Linked DNA regions of Mus musculus: all the other regions are linked to region 2. Evidence: chromatin loops called from intact Hi-C (ENCODE). Cell type or tissue: heart. All regions are shown on one strand. Region 1 has its middle 1.6 kb from the start of Gm36228. Region 2 overlaps Epb41l2 (erythrocyte membrane protein band 4.1 like 2). Region 3 overlaps Epb41l2 (erythrocyte membrane protein band 4.1 like 2). Region 4 overlaps Epb41l2 (erythrocyte membrane protein band 4.1 like 2).

What was found. Hi-C counts contacts between places; a loop is a spot of excess contacts. Peaks named below come from ENCODE experiments on the same cell type or tissue, not always from the same donor. Only the 100,000 strongest peaks of a DNase experiment are listed, where the experiment ranks them.
Region 1: a loop joins it to region 2, with 5 times the contacts of the local background. A loop is called at or near these places in 4 of 42 quality-filtered maps.
Region 3: it touches region 2 in a loop (2.3-fold over the local background); 4 of 42 quality-filtered maps call a loop at or near these places.
Region 4: it touches region 2 in a loop (2.1-fold over the local background); 3 of 42 quality-filtered maps call a loop at or near these places.

The regions. Positions count from the first base shown.
Region 1 is chr10:24,960,245-24,962,744 of GRCm38, forward strand. No RefSeq gene overlaps it. Among named protein-coding and RNA genes, the nearest start is that of Gm36228, 1.6 kb to the left of the region's middle. In heart, a CTCF peak has its summit at 1,004 (motif pointing right); no DNase peak of the experiment used is centred here; H3K27me3 peaks cover 411 bases.
Region 2 is chr10:25,487,618-25,490,117 of GRCm38, forward strand. It overlaps Epb41l2 (erythrocyte membrane protein band 4.1 like 2), which reads left to right. Exons shown (of 20, transcript NM_001199265.1): 12 at 1,334-1,476. Among named protein-coding and RNA genes, the nearest start is that of Smlr1, 47 kb to the right of the region's middle. In heart, a CTCF peak has its summit at 1,123 (motif pointing left); a DNase peak (open chromatin) is centred at 1,064.
Region 3 is chr10:25,384,180-25,386,679 of GRCm38, forward strand. All of the region lies in intron 1 of Epb41l2 (erythrocyte membrane protein band 4.1 like 2), which reads left to right. Among named protein-coding and RNA genes, the nearest start is that of Epb41l2, 26 kb to the left of the region's middle. In heart, a CTCF peak has its summit at 1,057 (motif pointing right); no DNase peak of the experiment used is centred here; H3K27ac peaks cover 970 bases.
Region 4 is chr10:25,432,999-25,435,498 of GRCm38, forward strand. All of the region lies in intron 1 of Epb41l2 (erythrocyte membrane protein band 4.1 like 2), which reads left to right. Among named protein-coding and RNA genes, the nearest start is that of Epb41l2, 74 kb to the left of the region's middle. In heart, no CTCF peak of the experiment used is centred here; DNase peaks (open chromatin) are centred at 133 and 1,553; H3K4me3 peaks cover 1,026 bases; H3K27ac peaks cover 2,225 bases.

The DNA of each region.
Region 1 (2,500 bases), 530 kb before region 2:
AGCCCATCCAAATTACCTCATTTTAACTTAACTACACCCATAAAGACCCTGTCTCCAGTTAAGGCCACATTCTGCAGGCTGCGGTGGCCTGCGATTCTAGGATGCTAAGGCAGGATGAAAAGAGTTTAAGGTATCTTGGATTAGTTAGATAGTAAGACCTCGTCTCAAAACAAAACAAAATGGAGGATTGCACTCTCGAGTTCCTGGGAGCACAGCAGGACTTCAATGTACTCAAGCCGTGTCAGTGATGGAGAGAAAAGCCTGAAGCTGTGACCTCTGGAAGTCACTACCCAGAGGATGGTGTTGCATATGGGGCTCACTCCTGCTAGCTTATCACATTTCCTGAAATTGAAACACAGGTTGGGTGCTCTACTCCCAAGAAGAGCTAACAATACAATGTAGCTGGTGCTGGCCATGCTCGCACAAGCACAATGTAGCTGGCCTCCATGCACACAGGGAGCCAGGAGTGCAACCATTTCTTGCCTCTCACTGGAGCAACACATTTTTCTTTTGCCCTAAAATTCCAAGAATCCGCCAAAACTCATTCATTATATTGCACTACAAAAATACTTTCCCTATTTCTCTTGAGAGTGAGTTAGATTTCCTTAAGAAATGTCTTGATCTATCCCTTAGGACTGGGCTCCACAACTTTGCCCTTTGATTGGTAGTGGTTTTCTGTGATGGTCTCTGCCTGATGCAGTGGTGAGGTGGGGCATATGGGAGGTGTTGGTGGGAAGAAAGGGAAGGGGGACTGTTGTCATTGTATCATCTTATCAAGAATGAAATATTTTCTTTTGAAGAGAGAATTGTCTTGATTCTGAAAAGTGGCCTTTGCTCTCACCTCAACTCACAGCAGGTGATCTTCAGTCTTTTGTCTTTTTGTTTGAACAATGTTGATAATAAAAAAGAAGATAAAGTAATATTATCTAATGATTATGTCCCTCTAGTACCTGGATATGGAAACACAGTATATACATCTTCAAACTTTGTTATTAAAATGTACTGCACAAGAGGGCGCTAGATTAACATATAATAATAAGACAGCCCCACAAAAAGACCCATGCACACAAATTAACATTAGCCTACACTACCTTTGAGTCATTGTTTGTTTCACAGCTGAGAATTGGAAATATTTACTTGCTGAAGACATTCCTCATATAACTCAGTATGTTCACATCTGAGAACTGCAGTGTCTTTGAATAAATCCCCAACACACAAGTGATTTAGAAGCAAAGGCGTTTCCCTCACAGGTTGTGGGACTCCAACACTTCTCCAGCCTCTGAGGGTGGGCCAGTGACTTTCTGGCTCCTTAATGTATAGAAACACCAATCACACCAATGTGGCCTTCATCTTCACAGATGTGCCTGGGCTTGGTGAGGATTCTCTAGCGAGTCCTAGAACAATTGTGTGTGTGTGTGTGTGTGTGTGTGTGTGTGTGTGTGAGAGAGAGAGAGAGAGAGAGAGAGAGAGAGAGAGAGAGAGAGAGAGAGAGAGAGAGAGAGAGAGAGAGAGAGAATTATAGTTTATTTAGAGTTTATTTTGTATGGGTTTGTGCATGTTTGCATATATGCATGTGCTTGTGTGTATACATGCAAGTGGAGGCCAGAGGTCATCACACACACATACTACACTACACACTACATGCACATAAACACACACATGCCTGGCAAATACATGCCTATCACTCCATCTGAAATAGCAATGAGATCTTAAGTTATTAAGCCTTTTACTATCCATATAATGTGTGCTATTAAGCAATTAGAGGCAGCTGTCAAAATAAATTAAGTAAACTTTACCAGTGGTGCAGCATGCCCTTAAAAAGGTTATTCATCTCCATGGTGAATCAGTTTAAATCTGGACGAGAATTATGCGGAGTGCACACAGCATCTTGGAAGGCTTGCTCTTAACACTTCTTCCTGCAGAGATATTTATAGGTGCTTTGAGGAAGAAGAAACCAGCAAAAGTTTTAGGAATATGAACAAATGTATGGAAACATCCATGTATCATTCCAAATTTGCCTAGTTTAAGCATTTACAATACAAAGATTTGTGTTTATGTAGAGAAAGAAATTCTTAAGCTGTAAATAAAGCCCAAGAGGAAACTGGGCCACAGTGATAAATCCACTACTGTAGTCAAGTCGTCCACTGGATGATGAATTTATTTTTTATTTTTTAAATTCTAAATGTGTGTATAGTGGTGTGTGTGTGTGTGTTTGTATGGTGTGGTGTATATGTGTACACATGATGTGGTGTGTGTGTATCTTTGTATAGTGTGATGTGTATGTGTGTACATGATGTGGTGTGTGTGTATATGGTGTGGTATGTGTGTGGGTATGTTGTATGTGTGTTGTGGTGTATGTGTGTGTATAGTGTGGTGTGTGTGGTGTGGTGTGTATGTGTGTGCATGATGTGGGCTATGTGTTTGTATGGTGGTGTGTCTGTATGGTGTGGTATGTGTGTGGGTATGTTGTATGTGTGATGTGGTGTATGTTTGTATATGT
Region 2 (2,500 bases):
TTGGCTTTGTAATTTTTAATTTTATATTGACTCATATTTCAGTATTAGTATAGTTGAAACTATCTTTTGGTCAGATTTTTCATTTTGTCATAATTTGTGATGGCAGCAAGTGCTTAAAATTGTATAATAAGTCAAAGAGGTATGCATAATTATATGCTTCTACACTGGAAAATTAGTAAAACCTTAGCAAAAACAAGCAAAAACCAGCTTTAGGAAATAAATAGGTATAATGTAAGATGTGAACTCATTTTAATGTTGTAACAATTTGTGTGGATTTTGAAAATACATTCAAGGGCCCTGTTTGACTTGCTAGTATTAAAGGGTGATGTTCTAGAATTTGAGGTTCCTGACTAAAGCAAATGGGTCTAAGAAGAAGTATCATTTGATGCAAAAGCAGGGCTAGGAAAGGGGCAGGTCGTGGCGGGACAGGCGAGGGGTGTGGAGTGTTTGGTACTGTGTAGAACAAAGATTGAAAGGGTAGACCCCTTGTTGAACTGATGGCTTACACACACCATCCTTTAACAGTTTCCGGCCCTCTGGGTTTTTTGTTTATTGGAATTTTTCTTGGTGCATGGAAAAAAGCAGACCACGGGGTGTAAAAAGTAAAGCACTTTTTATAAGGAGGAAAAGACCTGAGGGGTATTTCATTGTTCAGGAGGAGTCTCTGGTAGAGAGACTTGTCACTTGGCTTGCTGACTCTTGAGGTGATCCAACACTATGACAAAAACACTAGTACAGTAGGTTCTGCCTCACTGAGAGAGAGAGAGGACAGCAGCACACAGTAGGTTCTGCTACAATGTGAGAGAGAGGACAGCAGCACACAGTAGGTTCTGTCTCACTGAGAGAGAGAGGACAGCAACATACAGTAGGTTCTGTCTCACTGAGAGAGAGAGGACAGCAACACACAGTAGGTTCTGCTTCACTGAGAGAGAGGACAGCAGCACACAGTAGGTTCTGCTTCACTGAGAGAGAGAACAGCAGCACACAGTAGGTTCTACCTTACTGTGAGAGAAAGGACAGCAGCACACAGTTGGTTCTGCCTGACTATGAGAGAGAGTATTGGTGACATTGTAATTCTGCAGTTGGGCCGAGAGCTCCTCCTACTGGCCAAGTACCTGGTGAGCCACATGCTCAAAAATCTGATTTACTGGATGGATTTTTAAAAACTCAGACTATTAGTAGAGTTTTGTATTAGTTTAAAAATAAGTTTATATTACATATTGATATATCCAAAGTTCAAACACTATGGTCTAGCTACATTTGGTTAAGGGGTTCTGTTCTTCAAAGCTTTACATTCACTGGTCTAATGTATTTCAACTTCTCTTCTGATTAGCCCCGATTGGTGTTGTGGACCAAAGCCCTCCTGGAGAGGGCTCAGTGCCTGGCCCTGGAGTTATCAGCTATACTACCATCCAGGATGGCCGGAGGGACAGCAAAAGCCCAACAAAAGCTACACCCCTGCCCGCTGAGGGAAAGGTATGGCCTATTAGCACTTGTGCTGCTGTGTAGGATGCTCAGATCAGAGACTCTCTGCTGCCTTTAGTAGTTAAGACGTCAGAATTTCTTGTTGTTGTGTAACCTACGCTTACAATCTTCTATGTTTCAAATGGAGGCTGCTACTTTGCACTGTGATTTCTAACCTTGTTTTTATTATTTTTCAGAGTAAAATATTTGTTTCCGTGTAAATTATACTAATGCAAGAACAGAGTAGATTATACAAAAATAAGAAAGCAATGTACTGGCATTTCCTGTTTTCTTAGTTTATTATCAGTTGACTTAACAATGATAAAAGCCATGTGGTTTGAAATTGCGTATTTTATTACTAGTCAATTTTAAAGGTAATCCCTGTCTTTTATTACATTAATTTAATTTTTTAAAATGAATCCACTAATAATACAAAGCTGTGAATAAGTGCAGGATTATATGCTGTCTCTGCCTTGTTTGTGCTTACACTATAGCTAATGAACTGAGGCATTCCTTAGTCTGTCAGTTTTGTTATTTTGTTACTAAAGTCATTTCAAGTGGTTACCAGTCACTTGACTAAAGAACTTTTGAGCTCCTCACAAATCATTTCCATGCTTGCACAAAGCATTATTTTATATGTAACATTGGAAGTAGATCACACACACAAACACACACACACTCCCCCCCCCTCTCTCTCACACACACACACATACACACAGAGTCTCTCTCTCTCTCTCTCTCTCTCTCTCTCTCTCTCTCTCTCTCTCTCTCTCTCCCACACACACACTTCCTCTCCCTCTCCCTCTCCCCCTCACACACACACACACACACACACACAGCCTGGATCATCCTTTTGATACACTGTGCCTTTTTAGCTCTGGCTTTGAAAACTGTAGTGACATGCAGAATGAACGTGTAAAGGAACTATTAACTGCTGAAGCATCTGCTGATACTGTAGGAATTCTTGCAAGCACTGACAGCCTCTGTGGCCACCACAGACACATGCCACAGGACAGTGTATCAAACAGCAGGGGAT
Region 3 (2,500 bases), 100 kb before region 2:
TAATTATTAATTAACTGCTGAGAGTCTCTGCGGGCAGCTCTGTTTCCTCTGGTTGGCGTAAACAGGTCATATTTGGAGTTGAAATGTATGAGTTTGTACAGGACTGCTCAGTAATTGAATAGAGTCTTCATGAGCACATCATGTTTCTACACCTCTGGGTAGACAGTGTCTGACCTTTTAAAGCACACATTGGCTTATGACTTCCTTTCTTTTCCTGCAGTGGAGTTTAAGGTACGTTTTGTTCATTGTGTAGGCAAAAGTTCTTTCTAGCTTTGTAGGCTTTCTTCTCTGAGTAAATGTGGCTTGGTTTATCCATGTCCTCACCCACCGGTCGCCATCATGACTCTCTCGGTGCGCATTACATAGGAACCTCCATCGTCGGAGTCCTTTGAGCGCGTACTGCATGGTGGGCAGCAGTGCAAATAATACAGCTGCATGCCATGCTAATACAAACCAAATGCTGTGCTTTGAAAAGCCATTTCTTTTCCAAGAATAGAAACTAGTATAACGGAATTCTGTGCTTATTCTACAGGGAGTTAAGTTTTAAAGTAAATAAAAAGAAGCCATACTATACTTTAGTTAGAAATACTCTTCTTTATATGTTTAAGCTATGTCAGGTTTGTAAACTATAACATTTTTGTAACTATAAGAAACTTATTTTGTAGAGACCCAGCACTTTAAAAAATATCTAAAATTGCATAAACTGCAGAAACTGAATACTGTCATTTCTAGCAGATAAAGCTTTTCTGTGGCTAGTCCAGATGTGGCAGCAACAGGATAATATGAATACTTGGTTATTTCTTTCACATTCATAATACTACTGAATTGTGAATGAGTTCAGTTTAAGTTGTGCAGGGTTGTCCTTTGTAAGGACAGGCTCTTCCTTACAGGAAAACACAAGTGTCTGAAGGTTGAATGGCAGTTACTTTGTATATTACCATACAATGATTTTAAGCCATCTTACAGTTAGTACTTACGATAAAATTTCTTTTTTTCCTTTTTTAAAGGAGTTTTTATTTAATGTACGAGTATCTGCATGTACACCTGCATGCCAGAAGAGGGCCCAAGATTTCACTATAGATGGTTGTGAGCCACCATATGGTTGCCAGGAATTGAACTCGGGACCTCTGGATGGGCAGCGAGTTCTCTTAACCACTGAACCATCTCTCCAGCCCTGTGATAAAATTTCTTAAAAAGCAATTAGGGTCGGGTAAATTAAGACTTAAACGAAAACATACAAGAGAGTGTCTGCATGCAACTGTAACTGCGGCCTAGCATATGTGTTGAAGATATTCTGTTTATTTCATTGCTTTGTTATTTTATTTTTGTATAAAGAATACTATGCAGTTAATGACTTATAACCCTCCAAAAGTATTTGTTCTATAAAAAATAGCAAAACAGCTATACACATAAATAGACTATCTGATTTATTCCTGATTTAACTGTTATTCTTTGGAAATGCTTGTTGAAGGTTATTGAAGACATTTTCCTCCTTAAATCCTGAAATTCTGTGTGTGTATGTTTGAGTATGTGATGCATGTACCTGCACATGTCCCTGGAGGGCTTGGGTGGTGTTCCTCAAGTATTATCTATTCTTTTTTTAATGAGATAGGCTCTCTCACTGTCCTGCAAGTTGTGCTGGCTGACCAGGAAACTTTAGCAATGCAGGGTTTACCTCCCCAGTGCAGAGGTTACGAGAGAACCCCGTGACTGCCTTTTCCCTCTAAAATGTAGCTTCTGGGGGCTGGACTCCATTCAGCTCCGTCAGCTTGGAATGCAGACATTTTACTAGCGAGTTTCCTGATCCTTAGAGTTTTTACAGCATAAGACAAAGCCATTGTGTAAGAGGGCAGTCACTGTTATTAAGGCTGGAAGCTCGTAATCTTAGCCCTCCAGATGCTGAGGCCTGAGGAGTTCTGCAAGTCTGAGGCCAGCTTGAACTATTCTGTGAGACCCGTTTCAACAGAAAGATTAGTAGCTGAGACTTTTCTGAGTTCGATCTATCTCTTGAGTGACTTATATACTTCAGAGCCAATTCTTCCCTAATTCTTCCCTAATTCTTGGTCCTTTTAAAACGAATAGTTTCTGATTCCCACCAGTCGGCTTAGCTGCCATCTCTTTGTCACTCTTGGATGTGCACAGCATCTACCAGGTTCCATTTTAACAGCCGACTGTGCAGGCTTTTCCAGCTACTGTCTTTTCTCAGAGCAGCAGCCATGCTTTAGCCTGCTCCTAGTGATTGGCATGTGTTAGAGCACTCTCTGCGTATTTATGGAATGAATAAAAACTAGTAAATGAAACACAAGTCTTAATGAAGTTCAGATTATGTTATGGTTTGAATGGAAATGTCGCCGACAGGTTTATGAGTTGAATGCTTGGAGCCTCAGCTGGAGGCACAGTTCTGAGAAGCAGTGGAGACTTTAGGAGATGATGGGGCCTGTCTGAAGCAGTAGGTCACTGGGATGTGCTGGCCTCTTCCTCACTCCATTTCTTTTCTGCT
Region 4 (2,500 bases), 55 kb before region 2:
TGCATGCATGCATATGTGTATTTTAGTGGCCCAAGTTTTGTTTAGTTATTTGCATTTTTCTAGGCAAATGCTGAGTTGTGTGGGTTATCTAACACAAGTAGCTGTTTCAGATGCAGCGGTGAGTCACGGTGAGGCTGGTTTATGTCATCCCCCTGTCCTCCTGCCTTACCCTTGGCTCACACCTCCTGCCTGAGGAACCGCATGAGGTTCAAGTCTTTTTTAATGCACTGTGAAGGCCGTGGCCTGCTGCATAGTTGTTGGGTTTTTCCCCCCACATTAAGGGTGAAAATCTCAGTGTAGTACTAATTTATAGAATTTCCCTATAGGATCTGACGAAAGGGAATTGTTCTTTAGCTCTTAGAGATGGGAATTCCCACAGCTTCAGCATCTACAGTTTCTGTCGTCAAGAACTGTATGCTGTTTTCATAATGTTGTTCTCTGTCTTTTGTTTCTAAATACCTAATTTTGCCTTACTGAGGAAATTCACTCATTTGCTTAGATTCTGACATTTATATGGGATTAAGTAAGTTTTGTTTTATCTTTATATAATTTACTCATCTAGGACTCTTTAAAAATGAAGAGAAACTCCAACTGGTTCTATTGCTACTCCCTAACAATAGAAAGTGGTATGCGGTGACTGACTGGTGATCTCTGTGGTTCTGTTAACACCACAGGGATTGCCCTGCTGTAATGAGGGAGTCCCCCTCCCCCAGCCGGTGTGTTTACATTGCAGCATTCCTGGGCTTACACAGAAGAGGATTTGAAAGCAGGCCCCAGCTTGGTGGACTTGTCATAGTCTGGGGCATTGATTGACTTTGACAAGCTTTTGTCTTATGACCTATTAAAATGCAGCGTCTGCAGCCTGTGTGTTTATCCCATGCAGTTAACCTTGGTGGATTTGTCTGTAGCTTATTTGGGAAGAGCCTCTAGAAACAGAGTTGTTATTTTGTTGCCATAGGAGTAAGTTTATTTACACAGAAATAGGTAACTGGTTATTGATTACCACTTGATACCGAGAAGTGGATACCAAGTGTTCCAGTTGGATGAGCATACTATGAAGAGGGTAGCTGCAGTGAGCTCATAAAAAGTACATTTTATGGTATCCGTTAAAATCATGAGAGATGGGGGCTGGAGAGATAGCTCAGTGGTTAGAGCACTGACTGCTCTTCTGAAGGTCCTGGGTTCAAATCCCAGCAACCACATGGTGGCTCACAACCATCCATAATGAGATCTGACTCCCTCTTCTGGTGTGTCTGAAGACAGCTACAGTGTACTTACATTAATAAATAAATAAATCTTTTTTAAAAAAATCATGAGAGATGATGGGTTTGATCCTGCTCTGAAAACCCGTTAGTATATTTTTCTTTTCCATAAAGTATTACTTGATGAGCATCTAATAAATGTTCCCTAGATGCTAGGAACAACATAAAAGTATTATTGGGAAGCCACCGGATGTATGACATTGCACTGGGGACATGGAGTTTTACTCATCTCACAAAAATGTCCCTCTTTATGGGCACATGGTAGCAGATGTGGCCGGCGAGGAGGTGTGGACAGGAAGTGTGACATCTCTGTGCTTATGAGACCGGCTGGCTGCTGCTTTCCTGAAGAGGAAGCCGCTGAAAGCGACCAGGAGCATTTATATGTGATTGTCTGGCCTTCCCTGTCTGTCTTCTCTTCCCTTTCAAAACAGCTCTCTACTTTGAGACAAGTGGTGCGTGCAGTGTTTTCCTTCCCTCAGCACAGAGTAGCCGCGGCTGTTTGCATCCCTGCACGGTAGTGTTCTGTTGGACATGTTTCTGCTCTGTCCTGAGGTTGGGAGGGGAAAGGAACAAGCAAGTGCATTTACCTAAGTGCATTTACCTAAGTGCATAGAAGGTGTGTGCAGCGTGCCAAGGGGTGGGTGGGAGCTTAGAGACATTTCTTTCACCGCATGAGTCCAAGGGTCAAATGCGTAGTGCAGGCTTGCTGGCATCTTGAAGGCCCATGAAAAGACTTCTGTAAAGGAAGTTTTAAGCACATAGGTTTTTAAGCAGTCTGTGTGGGATGAGGTTGATCTGTAGAATATTTCAGATAGATTTGAAAAAATCAGTTACTTTGAGCATTAGAGGGATTAAACTCCGTGCGCTAGGAAATGAGTTTCATGCTTCCGAGTTGGAGTAGCCTGGCAGTTGTCTGTGTCCATGCTGTTTCTGTGTTGGAGCTGTGTGGCACGGCAAGATGGCTCTGCTGCTCTCTCAGAGTGGGAATCTATTCTCATGCAGTGCGAAAGTCCTTCATCTCATGGAACTTGGGCTCCGTGAGAACTCCTTTCTCCTGTACTGCATCTCACTCTCTCTCACTTCTCACATTCTGTTTCTCTTGGAGAGTCTCCCGTTCGGCCCCTAGTACACAAGTAGCTACCCGTGTGCACATGACCATTTATTGTTTGTTCCTAATATACGAGTAGCTACATGTGTGCACAGAACATTTATTCTTTGTCTCTAGTATACAAGTAGAT